Regions from separate parts of the Homo sapiens genome. Here region 2 is linked to region 1. A link is a loop called in an ENCODE intact Hi-C map of the cell type or tissue named here. Cell type or tissue: CD4-positive, alpha-beta T cell. All regions are shown on one strand. Each heading gives the region's core, and the rest is flanking DNA. Links, peaks and the distances in the headings are about the cores only.

Region 1 (5,604 bases), core at 193-5,192:
CAGGGCAGGTTACCAGAGACAGATGAAACCATGGGCAAGGCAGACTTTGGCAATTTTGATTATTAAGAGGCTTTAGTTCCTTTTTTAAAAATACTCTTTTTAAAAAAGTATTTTCCTATATGATCTTATTATATATTCCCAGGTACATGAGTGGAATACAAGGTCACAGAGTCATACATTTAGGCTCCTCATGTCTGTACTCGTACTCAAAAGTTCTGTGCCGGAGAAGGGGAGGATGAAAGAAGCATAAAAACCCTCCTCTCAAAGGAGGCAAATTAATAGAGTAAGGACACACACTGGGGCTGGGTTAAACATAGTGTATTAGTGAGGGTTCCCTCAAGGGACAGAACTAATAGGATGTATATATATATCTATGTAAAGATATATATTATATATATTTTTTTATATGGGAGTTTATTAAGGAGTATTAACTCACGTGATCACAAGTTCCCTGTATTAGTTCGTTTTCACTCTGCTGATAAAGACATACCCAAGACTGGGATGAAAAGAGGTTTAATTGGACTTAGAGTTCCACATGGCTAGGGAGGCCTCAGAATCATGGCAGGAGATGAAAGGCACTCCTTACATGGTGGCGGCAAGAGAAAATGAGGAAGATGCAAAAGCGGAAACCCCTGATAAAACTATCAGATCTCATGAGACTTATTCCCTACCACGAGAATATGGGGGAACCACCCCCATGATTCAAGCTATCTCCCTCCGGGTCTCTCCCACAACACATGAGAATTATGGAGATTTGGGTCGGGACGTAGAGCCAAACCATATCAGTCCTACAATCGGCCACCTGCAAGCTGAGGAGCAAGGAGGCCAGTCTGAGTCCCAGAGCTGAAGAACTTGGAGTTTGATGTTCAAGGGCAGGAAGCATCTAGCACGGGAGAAAGAGGTAGGCTGGGAGGCTAAGCCAGTCTAGTCTTTCACCTTCTTCTGCCTGCTTTTATATTCTGGCATCATTCCCAAGGCATTCAAGCCAAATTGAAGCAAGTCTCTGGATCTGCCCTTTGGTTTAATAGGAAATGCAGCAGATAGATATAGAAACAAGTTAGACAACACCAAATCAACAGTGTGGGACATTCTACAGGGCAATTGATCTAATTTCTCCAATAACTTAATGACATGAAAACTACGTGAGAAAGAGTAGCAGTTAGAGACATAAGAGACTTCAGTGGTAGAATCTCTAAAAGTCATACGTGGACTTTGGATCCTGATTCAAAAACATCAACAGTTAAAAAATATTTTTGAGATAGTACAGGAAATTTAGAATATAGACTACACATTAAATGATGACAGGGAATAATAACTAATTTTGTTATTTGTAACAATGGCTGAATGATTAGATAAAAAAAGAAAAAAAGCTTATCAATTATAGATGAATACTGAAGTATTTAGGATAAAATAATATGATAGCTTGGATTTCTCTAGAAACATTCCAGTGGAAAAAAAAAAAAGAAAAAGTTAAAGAATAGATGAAACATGATTGGAAAATTATGGTAATTTTCATGCTGAATAGAGGAACTTGCAAACTTATACTTTTTTTTTTAGAGATGGGGTTTTGCTCTGCCACTCAGGCTGGAGAGCAGTGGCGTGATCATAGCTCCTGGCCTCAAGTAATCCTCCTGCCGTGGCCTCCCAAAGCACTGGGAATACAACATGAGCCACTGAGCCAGCTTTTCTTTCAATTCTTATACTTTTCTTTCAATTCTTATGTGTGTTCAAAATTTCCTGTAATACAAGCAAAAACAGTAGGGTTATTAAGATTGTTTCTTGTAAACATTAGAACCCAAAATATCAACTCCACCCACACACTGTGAGCACTCTGTATCGGAGACTGTGGGAGTGGGAGGGAGATGTTTGCTTTTTCTGGGATGGGATTACAAGTACTGGATGAAGGCAAAATTTCTTTTGATGGAGCCCAACAGGGGGAGAACATCAACATGAAGGCAGGTTTCCTGACTCGTGCAGCAGGGGAGACTGCACACCACAGGAGCCTAGAGACATCGAGTCAAACATAGGACTAGACAGGGCTGTTGTAGGATTTGGGGAGGGGTGAATTTAGGTAAAATTTAATGAAGCTGAGCTGGAGAGACTCAAGCACAGCAAGTTAGTGTGCCAAAGAGTTAACAGTAACCCTGACCTAAGAAGCCGATTCAGGTCCCTCAAAGGGAAAAGAAATGTGGAACGTTGTATGCAAAATTCCCACGTCTAGAGCTCTGCAATTGAGGGGGATATTGAAGCTACTTCTCCATTGGTCAGATTGGCCCATGTGGCTCAGCTCATATAGACAACAGTTAGATGTTCCATTTTATTGCTCTGATTTCAAACAACAAAGGCTTTAGAGAACAAAGTTTCTTAGCACTATGTCCTTGATGATAATTAACAAAGGCAGTTGTCAAAGGCTCACAGTGGCACCCCTAGAAGTCCTGACCAGCAAGTTAGCCATGTTCCTTCTTACAGACCATTCCTTACATGACCCTTCACCGCGAGCTGTACGATAAAGTTTAACTGAGAATGAAGGAACACACGTGTACCAATAACAATAATTGCACCCAATGTTCACTGAGTATTTACTATTTTCCAGGAATTGGGCTAAACAGCTTACAAGACGTGTCTCATTTCACTATCTACACTAAGTATTTAGACTCCAAATGGGGGTGGGCACATTCCCAATTTGGGAGATCGCAGCCCTAAGGGGATAATTTGCCTGGTTCCTCACTGAGCCAAGACCCCTCTCTGGATTTGCGCACATCATCTTCTGGTAGGTATACTTTTTTTTTTTTTTAATTTTATTTATTTTTTTTTTAGGAGGAACTGACTGCTTCCGTTTTCCCAGAATTCTATCAAATATCTTTCAAGTGTCCACATGTACCCAAGCGACGCACATTCCTCACATAGAGGAAGGCAAGGAAAGGTAAAGAAGACTGCCTGTGTTGTTCAGGCAGAACTGTCACCACACTCTTCCACAGCTCCTGCCTGCCTGCCATCTACACACACACTCACAACACACACTCAGAGAGGATCCACTCTCTCCTCCAGAGATCCTCTAGTTTCAACTGCTGCAGCCCAAAGTCCTGAACTTTGCTGCCCCCTATTGATAGGCCCAAAGACTATCACTGTTGCTGCAGGGGTTGTGCTAGCAAGTAAAACAATTTTTTTTCATTCATTTTTCTTGCTTTGCTTTACTTTTGAAAACAAATATAGAAAGGTTATGCAATTATTAAAAATATTATCAAATATATAGTTGCAAGAGCCATCATATTGAATATGTAATTGCAACTGACACATTCAGATCACTTTTGTTTGTACAGGTATAGACATACCAATGAATTCATCAGCATGAGAATTCAGTTTAAAAGGACTTAGCTTTATGATTTGACAAAGCTTGTCAAATTTGCTCGTTAGTGACACCAGCAACCTTATATCTCTCTATTAGCCTAAATTATTTTCATGTACTTCGGGATTAAAATTTGAACAGGGCCAGAGGCAGGTCTAGCCTCCCTCCCTGGGCCAACCCTGTATGCTTTACACTGGGTGTTCCAGCCATTGACAATTGCGCCCCTAGACCCTGCTCTCTTCCTTCTAAAACTCAGCTTACAAATCACTCTGAGGCTCTCTCTCACTGCCCAGGTGGGCATGAGGTCTCTGTGTTCCCAGAGCCTTGACTGTGTGTCAGGGTGCCGGAGGCCTCACCACTCCCATCGCCTGCTCACTAATCTCACCTGTTTCAAGCCCCTCAAGGGCAGGGGCTCTTTCCTATTTGGCCCTAGAGCTGGAGCATTGAGTGTGCCCAGCGTGATCAGAACTGTCTGCTGAATGCGTACGTGAAGAGGGTAGGGGAGAGCCAAATGAGACAGGATCAGCAGAGGCTGTAAGTGAAAACTGCAGAAGGAGGAGCATCTGATTCTGATGAGCAAACAGGGAAAAGCTTGCAATGGATGAGATGGACTTACATCAACAGCACAGGTGAAGAACGCTCGTGCTGTATTTTTCTTCATAGCATTTATAACAGACCGTCATTACCTCTTCGTGTGGCTGTTTAATTGGTTAAGTCCCTTTCTGCTCCTTAAACTGAATGCTTTTAACCTCACACCACATTGCTGGGTTGAGTTTCGCACCAAAAATTAGCTGAGTCATAGGAAGAGGTGTACAGCACAGTGAGGGTGGACCAGAGGCCAGGGAGGGAACCTGAGTTCACTAAAAAGGCAGAAAAAGACACAGGACTGGATATTAGCTGCAAGGAGGTGTGAAAGGGGTTTCTGAGGCCTGATATGATCTGGAACAGATCTTAGGCTCAGTGTCAGGAATGCCTGTTTTAAGTCATCTAAGAGCTGTGAAAAAGTGTAAATCATCTAATTACCCAGATTTCAGAGAGCTGTGAGAATCCTTCCAAGCCAGGTCCCAAATGAGCGGCAAGGTCAGCTGGGTACCCGGATACATCAGAATCTACCGTGCTTATCTCCTGCTCAATCTCAATTTGCTTCCATTGCCTCTCTCTTTCTTTGTAATTGGAGACAAAAAATGATCTTAGCTCATCTAGTTTCCATTTCCTGTTCTAAAGATAAGTAAATAGACCCAAAAAGCTAAAGTGAAGTAAAAACCATGATGGGGTAGACGTTCAGACTAACACCAGCTAACTTGCACTGTGTGCTTACTCTGTGCAAGGCACTTTTCTAAGTGCTTTATGTAATTATCATCTCAACCTGTTACAGGTTCAATTGTATCCCTCCTCCCTCCTTCAAAAAATACACTCTGCTACTCCAGTCGGCTCTCTTGTCCTCTTCTCCTTGAAACTGTAACCTGACTGTGATGAGGCAATGAAGGCTCTGCAATGAACTAATGACAATTTAATTCATTCTTGATTTATAATTTAGAAGATCCTCCCTCCAATCAAACAGCTCCCCAAAAAACCTACCTAAATTGCTTTTCCATTTCTCTAAATATTTATTAAAAAAAAGTTTCCATACTAATATATCTCATTAACCAGAAGATTGTTTCTGCATAATTCTATAATATTTATATCCAAAGCACTGTACTCTATTTCTCATTGCTCCTTTTCCTTACGGTAAATCTCACTTCCACTCACAGCACACAAAGAGAAAAAATTTCCTCCATCTGTTAGAAAACAAAAGGTCTCTAAAGAGCAAAATATTTTCATTTAGCAGATAACTATGACAAAATACTTAAAAATAACATTTATTCATTGAATTCCTTTACAGCACATGATCAATTGTTTGATGTACAAAAAGTATCTATGACACTAGTATTAAATTAAAATTAATTTTAAATTTTACCACAATAAATGTATACATAGTATAAGGAAAACTACAGATGCTTTCAGATCACCAGTCTAGAACATATTCTGCAAAGTGGCTAATTCACATTATATTTTTCTTTTAATACTGAGTTCCATAAAAATGCAAGTTCTTCCATTGTTTGAGTTCTGAAGTCAGTATTCATTCTTGCAACCAATGAACAGTGTTTTGAGAAAACAGTTTTCTTTGTAAATATTCCACCAATTCACGTCTTGATTTTAGCATCCCAATCTCATGATAGGGGATCTGTAAAGGTAGAAAAGTAAAACTGGTCAAGATC
Region 2 (5,604 bases), core at 140-5,139, 600 kb after region 1:
TTGCTGCACACTTGGCCTATTTAGGATTCAAGTTAGAAACTGTCAACTGAGAGATGTTAATTATCTTCTTTTTAAAAGTTGCTTGTAGATCCACTGTTTTAGCCCAGAATATTTCATAAAATGACACTGATACGTTTTGAATATATGTCCCCACCAAATCTCATGCTGAATTTTAATCCCCAGTGTTGGAGGCGGGGGCTGGTGGGAGGTGTTTGGGTCGTGGAGGCAGATCCCTCAGGCTTGGTGCTGACTTCCTGATACTAAGTTCCTGCAAGATCTGGTTGCTGTAAATTGTGGCACCTCCCCACCACTTTTCTCTCTTCCTCCTGCTGGCCTTCCACCATGAATAAAAGCTCCCTGAGGCTTCCCCTGGAAGTCTAACAGATGCCAGCAGCATGCTTGTACAGCCTGCAGAACTGTGAGCCAATTAAACCTCTTTTCTTTATAAACTACCCAGTCTCAGGTATTTCTTTATAGCAATACAAGAATGGACTAATACAGACACATCATTTTTTTGTGTGTGGTAAATTCTTCCAATTTCTCACCTTGCATTCCCAGTGCTGCCCTAACTGGACCTGGGGAGTTTCATCATACTTTCTTCAATACAAAGATTGTGAATACCTATGAACTCTTTTAAGACAATTTGTATTCTGCCATCAGGCTTCCTAAGCTACCTTGTGGATCCACATGCAACAGAATCAGAACTTTCAAAGCAGTCACCAAACATGTAACTGACAACTTAAAAAAAAAAAATTCAAAATGAAATTAACAAGCACCAAGGGTGTTATTATTCTCTTATATTTCTTTTAGCAGCATTCCATCACTATCTGCTTCTTCCACTTCAGAAACCTGCAAAACTGCTGTAGAATATCAAGCAGTTGTTCTAGTGAAGTCAATTATTTTTTAGCTCACTGCAAAACATCTGTTGACCCACGTTTTAGTCTTCTGTTCACTCTCTTCCAAGTATGTACTTGGGAAAACAACAGGACATCAACCAGGCAAGCTCATTACCATTTTCCACAGATAAATCTTTACAGTCGGTGTGAAAAATCTCACCCTGAACTATGGTGGCTGTAGTGAAAAGAACCATGGACAGACACAAGTATGACTTGTGAACATGATTCATAAAGCACCCAGAGCCCCAGTGTGGCAACACCAGATGAATGAAAAAGGTTCTACCATGTTATCAAAATCATGTCATTCTCACTTTCCCTCAACAGTACCTAAATTTTAAAAAGAATATAAGCATAATGATGAAATACTACAAAAGTATCAATTGAGATCACACTGCACTCAATGAAAATTATCCATGTTTATGAAAATAAAGATCTGTATCCAAAAAAATAGCAAAGTGTCCACAATAAATTATAAACACCAGGACATCAGGGACATTGATCTCTATATCCCAAAGCCTAGAAAAGTGCCCAGCACCTAATAACAATACTAACTTTTGAACATTTCACCACGTGCCAGGCACAGTTCTGATATGCTCCATGTTTCAACTTAAGGCTTACAGGCCAGGCTTACAGGCCACCAGTGAATCTATAAAGTTTCAGTTTATATATGAGAACTGAAGCACGGGATTAGATAATATTCCGAGACAACACAAATTAGTAGCAGATGGGTTAAACTCAGGCCGCGCATGTCTAGAATATGCACACTTACATGCTTGTTGAAAAAACTGTGTTGATTAGTATCAAACTAGCTTTAGAAAATAGAAGTTAAAAAAGGCAATAGACTTTGGCAAATTATTTGAGTAAAACGTCAAATGTCAGATATGTCGAGGCATGGGTAGCCTTCTAAGGGGTCACGTCTATGGAAGGAAAAAGTTTGGCTTAACAAATAGGAAAGTGAGAAAAAGAATGAAACAGTAAAATAACAGGATCTCGTGATGGGGAAAAGGCGGCCTGCCCAGACCTAAACGCCTCGCGGCCTCGCAGGCGACGCGGGGATGACTCAGCAGGACAGAAGGGAGGGAAGCTCCAGACGCCACGGCCCTCTTCGAGATGAAAGTACCTCCCATCCTAAGGGACTGGCGTTCCAGGAACAGCTGCGCTGGCTGAGCCGGCTCAGTGAGGCGGAGCGGCCAAGCCTTCAGTCCACTCCCACTCCCCGATGAAAAACCCAAGACCGGGTAGCGCAGCCCCTCCGCGCACGCGTAACACGAGGAGACACCGCCCACACGCCAGACGCGCTGTGATTGGCCCCAGCTACCCTCGGACCGAGATTCCTATTGGTCCCAGGTGTCGAGCATGCGCACTTTGGTCGTGGGCGCGTGTGTGGAATGGGAGGAGGTCGCGCTGTCCATGGGCGTCCTTGGCCTGCGCCACCCAGGTGAGCGCTCCGGAGGCTGCGATCCCCGGGTCCCGACCGCCCGCCTAGCACTGGCCTGATGGGGAAGCGTCCCGGGACTGGAAGGGCAGCCGGCTTGCGCGCGTGGTTCCCACGCCCCTCGGGCTCGGGGGATCGCTCCGGGTGCTGGCTGCGGGCTCGGCGGGGAGGACCCCGGGAGCGCGTCCCTGGGCCCCACGTCGGCCTCTGCGCGGGCAAGCCCCTGGGCTCTTTGGCTCTAGACGCTTTCCAGGCCTGGGGAAACCGCATGCGTGGACGTGGGAAACGGGGCGCGTGACGGGGAGGGGCGCGCCCCGGGGGCCTGTGGTCGTTCCGAGCTTCCACCTGGCCCGACGCAGGCATGTGCCCTGCCCGCCGCGTCGTCCCTGGGCCTGCGGGGGCTGGGGCCTCAGCTGAGAGTCCTGGGAAGGTGGTGCTGGATTGTGGCTCTGTCGCGGGGATGAGGGGTTGATCTGGGAAGCCCTCAGGATGTGTGTGTGGCTCCTGGAAGGTGACGCACATTGTTAGCTTCAGTAAGGTTTTCAACACCATGTTTCCGCAGAACTTGGTCATAATAACTATATCGCCTTCTAATAGTGCTTTTGGGGAGTTACTCATTTTAACAGCTACTACGTGTTGAATGTCCTCTTGTTTGCCAGGTGCAGTTCTCATCCCTAGGGGTGGAGAGTTGAAGAAGATATATTCAGTTATTTTCTTTTTTAATGCTTGAGCTAACAATGATTTTATCCTTTGCTTTCTTAAAGGTTTAATTTGCTCTTAGGTGGACAGAAAAGCATAAACTGAATTTTAACTACAAGTTGGTCACAGTTGAAAAGCCTCATGTGTGGTTTGAGTTTTAGCTTAGATCTCTCCTTACATGTCTTTCCTGACAGCTCCTCAGATTTAGACAGTGTGAGGATCAAAACTGTATGAAGGTGCTTTACTCTTGATAATCTGTGAACGTCAACTAGGAAAATTTTGAGTGTATTAGAAATGTTTTTCGAACTCTTTGAGAGTCTAGGCAATTTCACTTGGGTTCTGTGATTAATTTGCAAAGTATTAGGATGAAATCAAGAAACCTGCAGTTTTAATTGAATTGACTTTGGTTTTGTTTCTCAAAAAGTGGGACAACAAAAATACCTACTTAAGACTACTGTTTCAGGCACTGTCTAATTGCATTCATCAGATCTTATTATATTCATTCCATGAGGAATCGAAGACCTATTCAGTCAAGCAGCAGCCCAAGGTTACACGTCTAATAAAGGGCACATTCCCAGATCAAGCCCATGTAGGCTGACTCTAGATTCTGATTTTGAACTGCTCTGTTTCTGAATTGGAGTTTAACTCCTCTGTTACCCCTAGATTAATGGTGAGTATTTTCTCTCACCCAAGTTAATTCCATTAACTCTAATCAGAACCCTAATTTAGCATATTTCCAGTACAGTAGTTGCGGATCCATCCTACTCTAGAGTTTTTGTGCTATGTGTTAACTGTCTTTTATAAATGAAGGGACGGCTTCCTCTGTAACATACGGGAGCATTGTATAATCTTTGAACAGGCAAAAGCATTCCAGAGAAAAGATAGATGAATTTCATATATTTTTATTAAAACAATTTTATTAAAACATAGATAAATACTGGATTATTTAAGCAAGTTGCAGTCTATGTAGGTTAACCACTAAGCTATGCTTCCTCTCTTTGCATGCGTGTGTGTGTATACGTGTGTTTTTCCTAAAGATACATCAAGGCTTAGTACTTTCACAATGAGTTAAGTCCTGCGCTGTGCCTTGAAAGATGAAGGGAGGGAGTTAGAGGCAAAGATGAATTAACAGGTTAACAGGATCCGGGTCCAAGTCCTTAGATGCCTATTAAAGAGTTCAGGCTTCACTCTGCGGGAAGTAGGAAGATTTTTGAAAGACTAAGTACTGGAAGGACATGATCAGGTTTGCAACTTAGAACTATCACTGTGGCTGCAGACCTAAGAGTAGACGAGAAGGGTGGGTAGAAAGGTTAGGAAACTACATTTTCCGAAGAAAAACATGGAAAGAACTGAAAGGGTGATCCTGGAGTCAGAGCCAGGTAGAGAGTTTAGGGATTTAAGGAGGATTTGGTAAGAGATTTATTGTGAATCCTACATCCTAAAATTTTAATGTTTTTTTTTCTTTTCTAGAGATGATAAATAGCCAAAGACGTCAATGGCACCCATGGACATAGTAAGCATAGTAGGAGCTGAAAAACTAGAAGCAATGACAATGTCAACTATTTTGAGCAAAAAGAAGCAGTGTCTTCGGAACATTTGATCATAAAACCAGAAATTAAAGGATGAGAAAAACATTTTTCTGAAGCTTATACTTTCACATTTCCTAGAGAGCATATTTGTGTGGATGGGGGTGGGTAAACACTCAACAAAAGTTTCTTTAAAAAGAAGAAACCATCCTGGTTTGATGTAATCAATGGTTGCCCACTGCTCCCTTCCTGTGCCTGTGACCCTTCCCAAACTGCCCTGTTGCTTGCAGGCTCGCCTGAGCTGAAAGGCAGCCCTCACATCCCGTCGGCACCTCCCTGGGGCCTTCTTTACACCCTGGAGAACTTCACAGGGAATCTGTGTCTGTAACACAAAGGCTTCCTGGTCCAGATGTAGATACTAAGGCTGACTGGTTATTTAAGTCCTGCGGACTTACTCTGCCAAAATTATTTAATCATGTAAAAATAATTTATAATTCTTATAAAGTATCCCCTTCATAATATAATGAATGTTGGTGCTATTACATTTAAGTGCACATGTACAGTATACAAGATTATTAATAATAATGTTTTCAAATAGTTATTGTCAAAGCTATTTTTCTTATGTTTATGAAAGTGCTTATAAAATTCATGTTTTATGAGGCTGGAGATGTATATTTTGTAATTTCATTCTGATATTTGTTAATATTCGCTTCCAATGCTGGTTTTGTTTGATGAGACTGACATTGCCTAATTTCAAGCTTTTTGAATGTGTATTCTTTCAGGGCAAGTATGAAATAACTAGTAAAAAATATACAAATATGCTTAACAATAAGTAGACTTTCTCACATTGATTACTTACAACAGCTTTATGTGGGGTGAATCAGATGCCTGTATTACAGAAGCATCTAATGCAAAGCAAAATAAAAACACTTGCATGAGCGCACAGAGGTAGGTGTGGAAGAAAGTGAAACACTATTTTAGGTTTTAGTTACACTCTGCTGTGGTGTGCTGCCTAGTATTTGCAGGTTAATGCAAATACTAGGGGTTA

The links. Peaks named below come from ENCODE experiments on the same cell type or tissue, not always from the same donor. Only the 100,000 strongest peaks of a DNase experiment are listed, where the experiment ranks them.
Region 2: a loop joins it to region 1, with 5 times the contacts of the local background. A loop is called at or near these places in 4 of 110 quality-filtered maps.

The regions. Positions count from the first base shown.
Region 1 is chr5:7,853,970-7,859,573 of GRCh38, forward strand. It overlaps FASTKD3 (FAST kinase domains 3), which reads right to left. Exons shown (of 7, transcript NM_024091.4): 7 at 5,190-5,570. The coding sequence ends at 5,466. It also overlaps a transcript of MTRR not described here. Among named protein-coding and RNA genes, the nearest start is that of CFAP90, 5.6 kb to the left of the region's middle. In CD4-positive, alpha-beta T cell, for the core only: a CTCF peak has its summit at 3,113 (motif pointing left); a DNase peak (open chromatin) is centred at 3,082.
Region 2 is chr5:8,455,433-8,461,036 of GRCh38, forward strand. LINC02226 (long intergenic non-protein coding RNA 2226) reads right to left here and starts at 2,132. Exons shown (of 6, transcript NR_039984.1): 1 at 2,017-2,132. MIR4458HG (MIR4458 host gene) reads left to right here and starts at 2,255. Exons shown (of 2, transcript NR_039989.1): 1 at 2,255-2,334; 2 at 4,501-5,604. MIR4458 (microRNA 4458) reads left to right here and starts at 5,493; the gene lies at 5,493-5,567. It also overlaps the pseudogene LOC100419318. RefSeq lists an enhancer at 1,845-1,944 and silencers at 2,465-2,514, 2,525-2,584. In CD4-positive, alpha-beta T cell, for the core only: no CTCF peak of the experiment used is centred there; a DNase peak (open chromatin) is centred at 2,219; H3K4me3 peaks cover 1,792 bases.